Regions from separate parts of the Homo sapiens genome. Here region 2 is linked to region 1. Evidence: chromatin contacts called from ENCODE POLR2A ChIA-PET data. All regions are on one chromosome and are shown on one strand. The core of a region is the stretch at or near the end of the contact, and the rest is flanking DNA. Distances in the headings are between cores, read along the strand shown.

Region 1 (5,217 bases), core at 986-3,485:
CCTGCAATTCCAGCTACTCAGGAGGCTGAGGCAGGAGAATTGCTTGAACCTGGGAGGTGGAGGTTGCAGTGAGGGGAGATCGTGCCACTGCACTCCAGCCTGGGTGACAGAGCAAGACTCCATCTCTAAAAAAACAAAAAATCAAGTGAAACCACACAAATACGTATGTAAGTTTAGTGGACTTTTTGTACCTGTAAGATTCATTATGTACTGAATTGCCTCTAGTTGAGCATTTCTCAGGAGTGATCATCATTTCCTTTATATATCAGCCCCGGAGAAGTCTTGATCATTATTTGCACTTACTAATCCCCATTTTTCCAAGATGTATGCAAGGGTCAGTCATGATACTAAGAGCTAGAGCTGCTAGTCTTGGTGAGAAAGACCCCATAGGGATAATGTGTTTCCTACAAAGAAGAATGTTAATGGGGCTTTGTCACTCCTGGGCTTTGTCACTCCTTTTTATCCATTGTCTAGATTGTCGTGATTTAATAAGTTAAAGAATATTCTTTCATTATTGGACTCTGAGCTTCAGGTAGCTTTAAGTGCTTTATCTGAGGCACATTGTAATTTGGAAAGATTTATATTAAAATTCCATAGATTTTCTTAAGAAGGGAAGATAAACACCATAGAGGAAGGATGCTAGGTAATTAATGTGGAAGAACAGATAATAGTGTCTTCAGTTCTGCAAGGAAAAAAGCCATTCCAGGGAGCTATGCAATGAGGCTGAAAGGATGCTTGGCCTGGAATCAGATTTAATTTCTATGACTGAGGAAGCTTGTTAGCCTCAGTTTTCTCATCTGCAAAATGGAGATAATGAAGGGGGATATTTTTGTGCTTGGTCTTTTATGCATCTTAAACATCTTTTTGGGCTACTCAGAGATTTATTCACTTACATATACTCCTGCCCCTTAGCTGCATTCACTATTGGTTAGGTGCTGGATTGCCAAATCCTAGATGGATGTTAGTGCTCAGAAATCACTGAAAAGGGAACAGGATTTGGAAACTTAAAACCTGTTTGAAAAGGTCCAATGGGTGTTACTAGAAATGGGAATGGAAAGATAATTTTATTCTATTCCTTGAAAAAAAGCTGCTGTTGGCTCCAGTAGCAACCTTTACCATGAACAAAAGATATCCAAGGGCTCTGAAAGATAAGCAAGAGAAGAAGACACCACTTGGTAAGTGTTCACTTTTTAAAATTCTAGTATTTTAGTCACTGAAATTGCTCCAGGACTCACAGTGAAGGGTTGGACACAGGTCACAGGCAGTGGGCACCAGTACAGCTTCCGTCATGAGTTTAGATGTCAAAGAGCCCCGACCCTTTCTTATTCCATTAACAGAAATGAAATATTTCTGAGTGGTATAACTTTAAGCACAGTTCCTCCAACAATGCAGCCAGCCTGAGAATGACATAATTTGGGGGCAGTCTCATCACACTGAGTGTCAGTGAAAACCCTCTAGAGCTGCATAGTCCAATCTGGTAGCCACATGTGGCAATTGAGCACTTGAAATGTGGCTCATCCAAACAGAGGTGCTATGAAGCATAAAATACACACTGGATTTTGAAGACTTAGTATAAAAAAAAAGTAAAATGTCTCAATTTTATATTGACTACATGTTTAAATGATAGCATTTTGAATATAACTGGTGAAATAAAATAGATTATTAAAAACAATATATTACTAAAATTCACCTGAGTTTTTTTCACTTTTTAGAATTTGGCTAATAGGAAATTTTAATTACGTATGTAGTTCACATTATATTTCTGTGGATTGCACTGCTCTAAGAGTCTCGCCCAGGCTGTGCCAGGTCACTCAACAGAAGTTGACTAGTACTTTGGGATAAAGGGCCTCATATTTACTCCTATTCAGTTACCTCCCCCTCACTCAGTTGGCCCAGTGGTCCAGTCTGTTACCATGTTTTGGGATCCTCCAATTCAGGCATTCAGTATGAGCCTCTCCACCTGATGTTATCTGTGCACTGTATTGACTGAGACATAAGATTTTCATCTAAACAGTGAATAAAAGCACTAGCCAAAGAATTGAAGTCAACTCTTAGTTAGATTTTGCCACTGAAAGCTTGCTCCAGGTTGACAATCATCTGAACATCAGGGTAAAGTCGTATCAACCTCCATAAGAATAATTGATTTTGCATCTAGCCATATTTCTTTATCTTGTCCACACAGGTATGCTGAGAGATCTTGTTGAAATCCAGTTAGACAACAGCCTGTTAGGAAATGAGGTGTGTCTGTTATGACACTCTTCGTGAGCCCATACTGGGGCCTAGGGATCTTCACTTTCACATTTAGGTGATTTTCTCAGTATTCTGGAATTGTCTCCAGTCCAGAAGACAGGATTTCCTTCAAAGAAAGTGTTTCTTATCATCAATCACCTCTTCCCTCTTGGACTTCCATTTCCTCTTACTGATGTTCACTTTACCCTTTTATATTGAAAACATCATTTTTTGACAGAATATAGAAACAAAACGGGAGGTTTTATGTACCATAGTGTTACCATGTGCATGCTCTAGAATCACACTGATCAGATTCAAATTCCAGTTCTACCATTTACTAGTTGTGCCTTAATTTCTCCCTCTGTAAAATGGTGATAATAACAGTACATGTTTCATAGAGTTGTTGGTTGATTTGACATTTACAACTGGAATGCCTCTCTTGGGATAGGCAGTTCAAAAAGAACAAGTTAATAATATATGTTGCACAACTGAGGTTTGGGAGGCTTATGATTTTTTAAAATTTTCCTTCCCTCTGCAATGCATGATGTTTGTGTGAAGGTGGCGCTAAAATAATGCCGTGAGAGCTATCGGCTCTGGAGCCCCAGACCTGTTTTTTTTTTTTTTTTTTTAAGCCATTTTCTAGCTCTTGCCACTAAAAATCAGGATATTAAGTAAAACAATAATAATTATAATTTTCAATGCAAACTCAAATAATAATGCATTTAACTACCCTCCTCTTTTAGTCTCCCTTAATCTTAACGTAGACAAGGCAGATGCCATACAGGCTGGATTTTGATTTGGAGCCTGATTCTGCCAAATAATAATAATAATAAATTAAAGGATGGTTTCCGAGAATTAGTAACAGTTATGGAAGCCACTGCAAGGGGCCAAATTAGGTGATTAAGAACAAGGCCGAGCACGGTGGCTCATGCCTGTAATCCCAACACTTTGGAAGGCCGAGGCAGGCGGATCCCCTGAGGTCAGGAGTTCGAGACCCGCCTGGCCAACATGATGAAACCCCATCTCTACTAAAGATACAAAAATTAGCCAGGTGTGGTGGCACATGCCTGTAATCTCAGATACTTGAGAGGCTGAGGCAGGAGAATCACTTGAACGTGGGAGGCAGAGGTTGCAGTGAGCCAAGATTGCGCCACCACTGCATTCCAGCCTGGGTAACACACCGAGACTCCATCTCAAAAAAAAAAAAAAAAAAGCAATCATGTAATTAAGTCTTCTGTGTTTTCTACCAGTTAGGTAACATTAAACCAGAACAGGAAATGTGATAATGTTTTCAGCAAGGTGTTTGATGATTCATCTTGTGATATCCCCTGGAGATAAAATAGAGGCACATAGTTGGATTCATAACTCACTAGTTACTGTTGAACATACTGTTGATTAATGGCTCAATGTCAACCTGTAAAGGAGAGAAGAGAGTCTTTGCTGGCACAAAACAAAGCTATGTTTTCAGTCCTGATCTGTTCAATAGTTTTATTGTCAGTGAGCATTTCAGGAAGAGCACTTAAAACACCAGGTGCCTACTGTGTGTAAGTCACAGAGTTTTCACAGCTCTTATATGTTTGTCATTGCAATAAGTCCTAGGAAGGGGCAGGACGCATTAAAACTGACCAGATAAGCTTTTGGCTGTTGTACAATGTTTCAAGTGGGAAAAAGCAACTTAACCTGTAAGAACAGGGTTGGGGTACACCAGCTTCATCAACAGCATTGAGAGGGAAGCATGATTTGACAGTAATGCTATCACGGTGTCATTTGAATTGATGTCCCCCAACATAATCACAAAGGGTCTTGCACTTTGTGGGCAGAGTAACTGTAACAAAATAGAGTCAGTAGAACAAAAAGTATAACCACCAGGGCCATTATAAGAAGCTGTAAGTCTTCGAAATATGAGTTAAATGCCTCTGTGTTTTCTGGTAAAGAAATGTTGACATTGGTGGGAGCAAAGGTCTTCCTCTAATTCTCAGCAACTGGTAGAGAAGAAAAGCAAGGGCATCACAAGAAGCAAGGGGAGAACGTAATGATAACACAAGGGTGGTGTCCTGGTTACTCTTGTCATTGTCATATAACAAATTATCCTAGCATTTACTGGCTTAACGCAGCAACATTTGTTTTTTTCTCACAAATCTGCAATATGAGCTAGACTGATGGAGACAACTCCTTTGCTCTACTTGGTGTCAGCTGGGACAACAGCTTGAAGGCTGGGTCTGGAGTCATTTCTACTCACATGTCTGACAGTTCATTCTGGGAGGTGGGAGGACTCAAGCAGCTGGGAACTGGAAATGGGGAGACTCCTCACGAATCTTTATCTCTGTGTGGTTTCTGCAGCATGGTGGCTATACATAGCTGGACTTCTTACATATTGGCTCAGGGCTCCCAAGACACGTTTCCCAAAAGGAAGTGGAAATGGGTAGAAGCTTTAGTTCTTCTTATGACTTAGCCTCATAAGTCGTGCAGCATCCTTTCCATCGCATTTTCATTTATGGAGGCAGCCACAAAGGCTCATCCCTCTTCCTGGGGAGGGGAATTAGACTGGACCTTTCAAGAAAAGAATCTTTAAGGTTCTGAAGGATATGTAGACCTGCAAATATTGTTGTGGCCATTTTTTGGAAAATACAGTTTGCCCCAGGTGATCAAATGAGACAGCCATACAATTAGCAGCTGAGACTGTGGAACATCAGAACAGCCATGGAGGGGCCACATAGTGCTCACAAAAGGCAAGTGAATTCAGAAAGAATGAGGTGACCATTTGCAAGTCCATGAGTACCAACCCCTATCCCTGCCATCAAGGAAGGAAAGCATTCTCGCAGCTGGAGTTTCAGGGATGAGATCTGAGCAAATGTCACACCATTCTGGCCCCTAGGATTATCCCTTTCTCTGCTGGGGTGCCTGGGAAATGTGGATTACACATCGGTGATATTAATGAGAACATGAGAGATGCTGATCTATGGACACTCGAAACTGAGAGGAATGTCA
Region 2 (5,217 bases), core at 1,075-3,574, 2.1 Mb after region 1:
TTCATGAAGACTTTCTGGTACAGAGTAAACGGAGCTGGGAGCATAAGTGAGAATGCAGCTCCAGCTGACAGACCCCCAGCTCTATCTTCCCAGGTGCATTTCCTTTTTTTTTTTTTTTTTTTGTGAGACAGAGTCTCGCCCTGTCACCAGGCTGGAGTGCAGTGGCATGATCTCTGCTTACTGCAATCACCGCCTCCTGGGTTCAAGTGATTCTCCTGCCTCAGCCTCTCGAGTAGCTGGGACTACAGGTGCACACCACCATGCCCAGCTACTTTTGTATTTTTAGTAGGGATGGGGTTTCACCATGTTGGCCAGGATGGTCTCGATCTCTTGACCTCGTGATCCACCCACCTTGGCCTCCCAGAGTGTTGGGATTACAGGCGTGAGCCACCGCACCCGGCCGCATTTCCCTTTTGTACACTAGGAGCTACCGAGTACCAGAAGTCTTTGTTAGGATGCACAGTTCTTTGCTCACTCTGCCTGGGACAGTGGCTCAACATCTCCAGTCCCCTTTGAGTTACCTCCAGAAGGTTCAGGAAGAGCCTTTCCCTCCAAAATGTTCATAGCATTTGATCTACCTTCTCTAAGATAAGCAGCTTTTGTCACATTGTACCTAGGGTAAAGATTTGTAATGCCTTAACTCTATGCCATCTGTATGCTTCCTGCGGACAGGATATGCTTCTAATTTATCAGATTCCCTTAAGAAACTACACCATGATGCACTTCTCAAAGTATGCTCTTAACTAATACTTATGGGAGGAAAAAAGGAAGGAGAAGGAAAAGGAGGGAGGAAGGAAATCGTGTAATTGCAGAAAGTTTATGTCTGGGACCCTTGTGTAATAATGTTAAATAATACTTTGACTTTTACGCCATTTTTCTATATACAAAATTCTTTCACATCTATTTTCACCACTATCCTGATATTGTTTGCATGATGTGTAGTATGTATGTTTTTAATGTGTGTGCATATTGTTTGTCTCTCACACATACAGCAGCCCCAACACTGACAAATCCAAATTCTATGAGTACAGGGAGTTTGTTGTGTTCACTGCTGTATCCCCAGCACCTTGAACAGCACCTTTCAAGGAGGAAGAACCTAATTCATGTTTGTTAGAAGAATGAATGACAATATTGTCTTATTTGATCTTCACCATAATCCCGTGAAGTGAATACCGTATTCATACTGTATCCTCGTTTTTTTGCAGATGGCAAAACTGAGGCCTTGAGACCTGCTCAGGTTTGCATAGCTAGTTTTTGGCCATGGCAAGATTTGAATTCAGGTTTTTCTATTTCCTTATTCTCTCCTTTTTGTCTTCTGGGAATTTGCTATATTAATAGCAAAGCAAGAAATGTCACACAAAGAAAAATTGTTTCCAATTTTAAATTCATGATGCATATGCAAGAAATTACTGACTTTTCAATCCAATGGTAACACAGATTGTGTGATTTTTAGGAGGAAGAGCCTTTCTTTTCCATCTCTTGCGTTTATTAGCATATGTGTCAGTGCACACACATCTACACCGTGCAGCTCTCACCTTGTACTTTTCCAGTCTGAATTCGTTTTGTAGGCTGTCCCTGCCCTGACTATCCCAGGTGCCTATCAGGGCTGTGTCTTGGTCAGGCTAAGGCCAAGCAACAGGCACCAGCATTTGTTATGGTTACCTTGGCAAGTGAATGGGGTTTGAGGGAAGCTGGAGAGCAGGCATTTCAGGAGTAGAACTAGGCCAGTCTGTTTTTGTAAAAAGTTGATATTCACCCTAATTGTAGCTCATGTTGGCAAGCGGAGTAAACACCCATGCAAATTACTAAGTTGTACTGAATGTCCAAGGATGTCAATAATCATCTTGAAATCCAAATAAATATATTTTTTACTGAAACGGAAGCCAGGCACCACATGCAGTTTCTCTCTGTCACTGGAGACAGATTTGGCACATATGCATGAGACAGAGAAGGGCAACTCTTCAGGCCCTAATGCACACAGGAAACTAGGGATGTGTATATCATACTTGGCAGCAAAATAGAGGTGGGGCAGCCATCACTTTCTGTTCTCAAGCACCTCTCTTTTTTCCTATATTTTAAAACAGGATGACCACAAAGAAGAATAAGGTATACAGTAGCATAGGATCCTAAATTAAAGCATGAGGGAAAGCTAGCATTAGTTTTTCATCTAAAGTCCATTTGGGTAGGAATGAGTCAGTGCAAAACTGTACAAAGGTGATCTTAAGTCACATGTTATGTTACCGACTCTGTGGCAATGGCTGTGAGTAGTCCAGGAACTCTCCAAGGCCTATTTTTAAATTCACTTAGACCAAGCATAATGAGGTAAAGGGATGTCTATACACATTCTCAAGTTTAGTTCTCTGACCGTGAGTCAGACTGTGGGCCATGGACCTGGGCGTCTCAGTGGTAGCAGGACTCATTTTTTCCCCTTTTCTTTCTCATAAATGACTTAGGAGACACATTGGAGAACCCTATGTGCTCCTTTTACTGGAATTATCTTTTAAGGAAGTACTGATTTCACCTCCTGTACATGGTTTGCTGAGATGGCCTATTGGGGTTTCCCACCAGTCCACAACTGGAAGTTTCTATTTGCACATTTTGACTGCTAGTTCTATATTTAGTCAAAAGCCTGCCTTTTGCCTGGTTTCTTAGGGAAATAGTCTGTAGGAGTTGCTGTGTCCATTTGCCTTGTTCACTTGGGTATTTATTTGACTGTATACCCTGATTATTTCCTAAATTAACAAAAAGGCACAGGGCCCCAAATGAAGGAAGACCCCTTGTAATTTGTTAAAAAATAAGTTTATGAAAATGTGTCGTCAGGAAATCAGAGTTGTGTTGCGGGGTGGGGAGCATGATATACATTTGTGTTTGTATGTTTCTAATTGTCTACAGATTTATGGCCTACTGTAACAAAGCCATTGTAAGTGTACAGTGGGAGGGTCAAGAAACCTTATTCTATGGATTCAAACACATTATGCATACAATTTACACGTAGGCACAAAAATATCCCTTCAAAGACCCTCCAATAAGCTATGGTATAGTTGAGGAAACACTAGACTTGAAGTCGGGAAACCGGAGTGTTGTCATTTTAATCTCAGGCTATATCTTTACATGAACAAGAGAACTTTGTGTTATTTTTCATATTCGAACTCTTTGTGCTGAAGATTCTGCAGTCAAACTGCAAGACACATACGCATTGGCTGATCAGAAATGACATAACCATTCTTACTGCACTGAGTTGATATTCAGTCAATAAACAGTCTAATCTCGGTTAAATGTTTGCATATTTTTAGACTTTTAAAAATTTGAAATCAGCCTCTCAAGTTCCATTAGACAGTTTTATCACGGACACATCAAGTTCCATGTACAACAGGCTGAGAACCATTAAGCTACAAAATTTCTAAAATTTTCTCCAGGTTCTCAGTTGCTAAATTCTCTCTTGAACATTTTTGGGGATAAAAAACTGGCAGAGAAAAAGAAGAAAGTACACCTTTTTACATTATGAAACACCTATGTTCACCTTATCCATGGAGTTATGCCAGTGACCTAATGCCTATTAAGTTCTTCCATGTTCCAAAGGTCTTTCTGTACTTGAAAACTCATAGGTGAGTCAGGTCCTTCACTGATAGCTTATAGCTAAAAACCACTTGGGAGAGGGGCTGTCCAGGTCTTATGTCAAAACTTTGTCCCATACGCTGTTAGTGTTAGAAATGGAGCCGTCAGCAAATAGAATCTGTTGTTTCATTTAATTACTTTTCAATATGCCATTACCAGAAATTTTTATGTAAATACATATTTTATTCCCTGAGGCTTGTCAATCTGAGACCAAAATTATACAACACTGAAAAAAAAAAAAACAAAATTTTCTTTTTACTAGTTCTCTCCCTGTGTTACTGTGTCATCTCTCATGCATGGTATAGGATGATGATGGTGCTCAAACTTAGCCAAAGACTCTTTTGTTGGTATTCAATTGGCAGAATTAATGAAACAAATATTTTAAGATCCCTGAATATGTGCTAAAAGCATATAACTACACTACTGGCTAGTCAGTAATTGGTGCCTCAGAAGAGTTAGGTATTTATTCATTTACCAAATACTTATATGTCAAGCACTGTTCCATGTGTTTTCTTAACCCATGTCATTGTTAAAACAACCCTTTGAAATGTGGGTACTGTGATTATTTCCATTTTGCATTGAGGAAGCTGAGGCACAGAGAAAGTAAGGAACCTGCCCAAGGTCATACTATCAATTGTAGTGGTGCAAGACAGTGGGCTCTGAAGTATGTTCTCTCTATGACGACACTGTGCTCTGAGGGAGTGAGAGAAGGAGGACATTGTTTGGGGCCCAGTGAATTAATGAACAAGATATCTGACTAGGATCTGAAGACTAGCAGAATTGACCCTACAGAGAATGTTTGACCCTACAGAGAATGGCTGGCTGTTGGTGTTCACAGCCGTGAGCATAGTGTGGTCCACAGCCTCGGTGTGGAAAATGGTCTCTGTGGTTGAATTGAGAGAAGAGCAAATGAACTGGTCTGGAATAGGGTGTACACGTAAGTAGAAGATAAGATTGAAAACAAATTTAGTGCCAAAATCTGAGGGACCTTGAGCCCCATGCCAAAGAGTCTGTATACCTTATCTAATTTGTTTAATGGGGCCACTAGGCAATTACGGGTCCGGGACCCGCATGGCAAGAATGCCTTCCATCCACAGCAGCCCTTGATGTGAGGTCAGAAAGCTAACTGCTAAACTTGCAGTCCTGAGGGAACACCCTCAAATGGATAAACCCAGCTAAGCAAGCTGGACCATTTCCTTGGGAATTATTCACCTCTCAATCAAAGAAGGAAACTTCCCAAATTCAATCCATTTGCCTTAACGTGGTGTCCCATTACCACGAATACTGAGTTGTATACATTCTTCCCTAGCTCCCTTGAACAAGCTTCTCTACTACTTTTCTTAAAAAAAAAATTACCCATTTATGACTTATTTATTATTTATCCCCTTCCTATAAGGGAATGTCCACTCTTTGAGATCCTCATTCTTCCTCCATCATGATGATGTGATGATGTAATGATGTAGTCAAGGCGCTTCCCTGGCCTAATGTGTATGAGGGCAGGCTTTGAAGTTTGACAGTCTTAAAGCTAGAGTGGTGTCATGCATTGCTCACCTCTCTAATCCCAGATTTCCTCCTCTGTATAATGGGATAAATACCTTTCCT

The links. ChIA-PET counts read pairs that join two places held with the same protein, here RNA polymerase II (POLR2A).
Region 2: POLR2A ChIA-PET joins it to region 1 with 11 read pairs in HepG2. The contact joins two enhancer-like sites. POLR2A ChIA-PET finds 5 or more read pairs at or near these places in 2 of 52 experiments (HepG2 and naive thymus-derived CD8-positive, alpha-beta T cell).

What each region holds. Positions count from the first base shown.
Region 1 is chr3:186,586,581-186,591,797 of GRCh38, forward strand. No RefSeq gene overlaps it. Among named protein-coding and RNA genes, the nearest start is that of DNAJB11, 18 kb to the left of the region's middle. Within about 2 kb of position 2,236, at least 5 of the 41 ENCODE cell types and tissues checked have a DNase peak (open chromatin) inside an H3K27ac peak, as active enhancers do.
Region 2 is chr3:188,680,892-188,686,108 of GRCh38, forward strand. The region is part of intron 7 of LPP (LIM domain containing preferred translocation partner in lipoma); the gene reads left to right. Among named protein-coding and RNA genes, the nearest start is that of MIR28, 5.3 kb to the right of the region's middle. Within about 2 kb of position 2,325, at least 9 of the 41 ENCODE cell types and tissues checked have a DNase peak (open chromatin) inside an H3K27ac peak, as active enhancers do.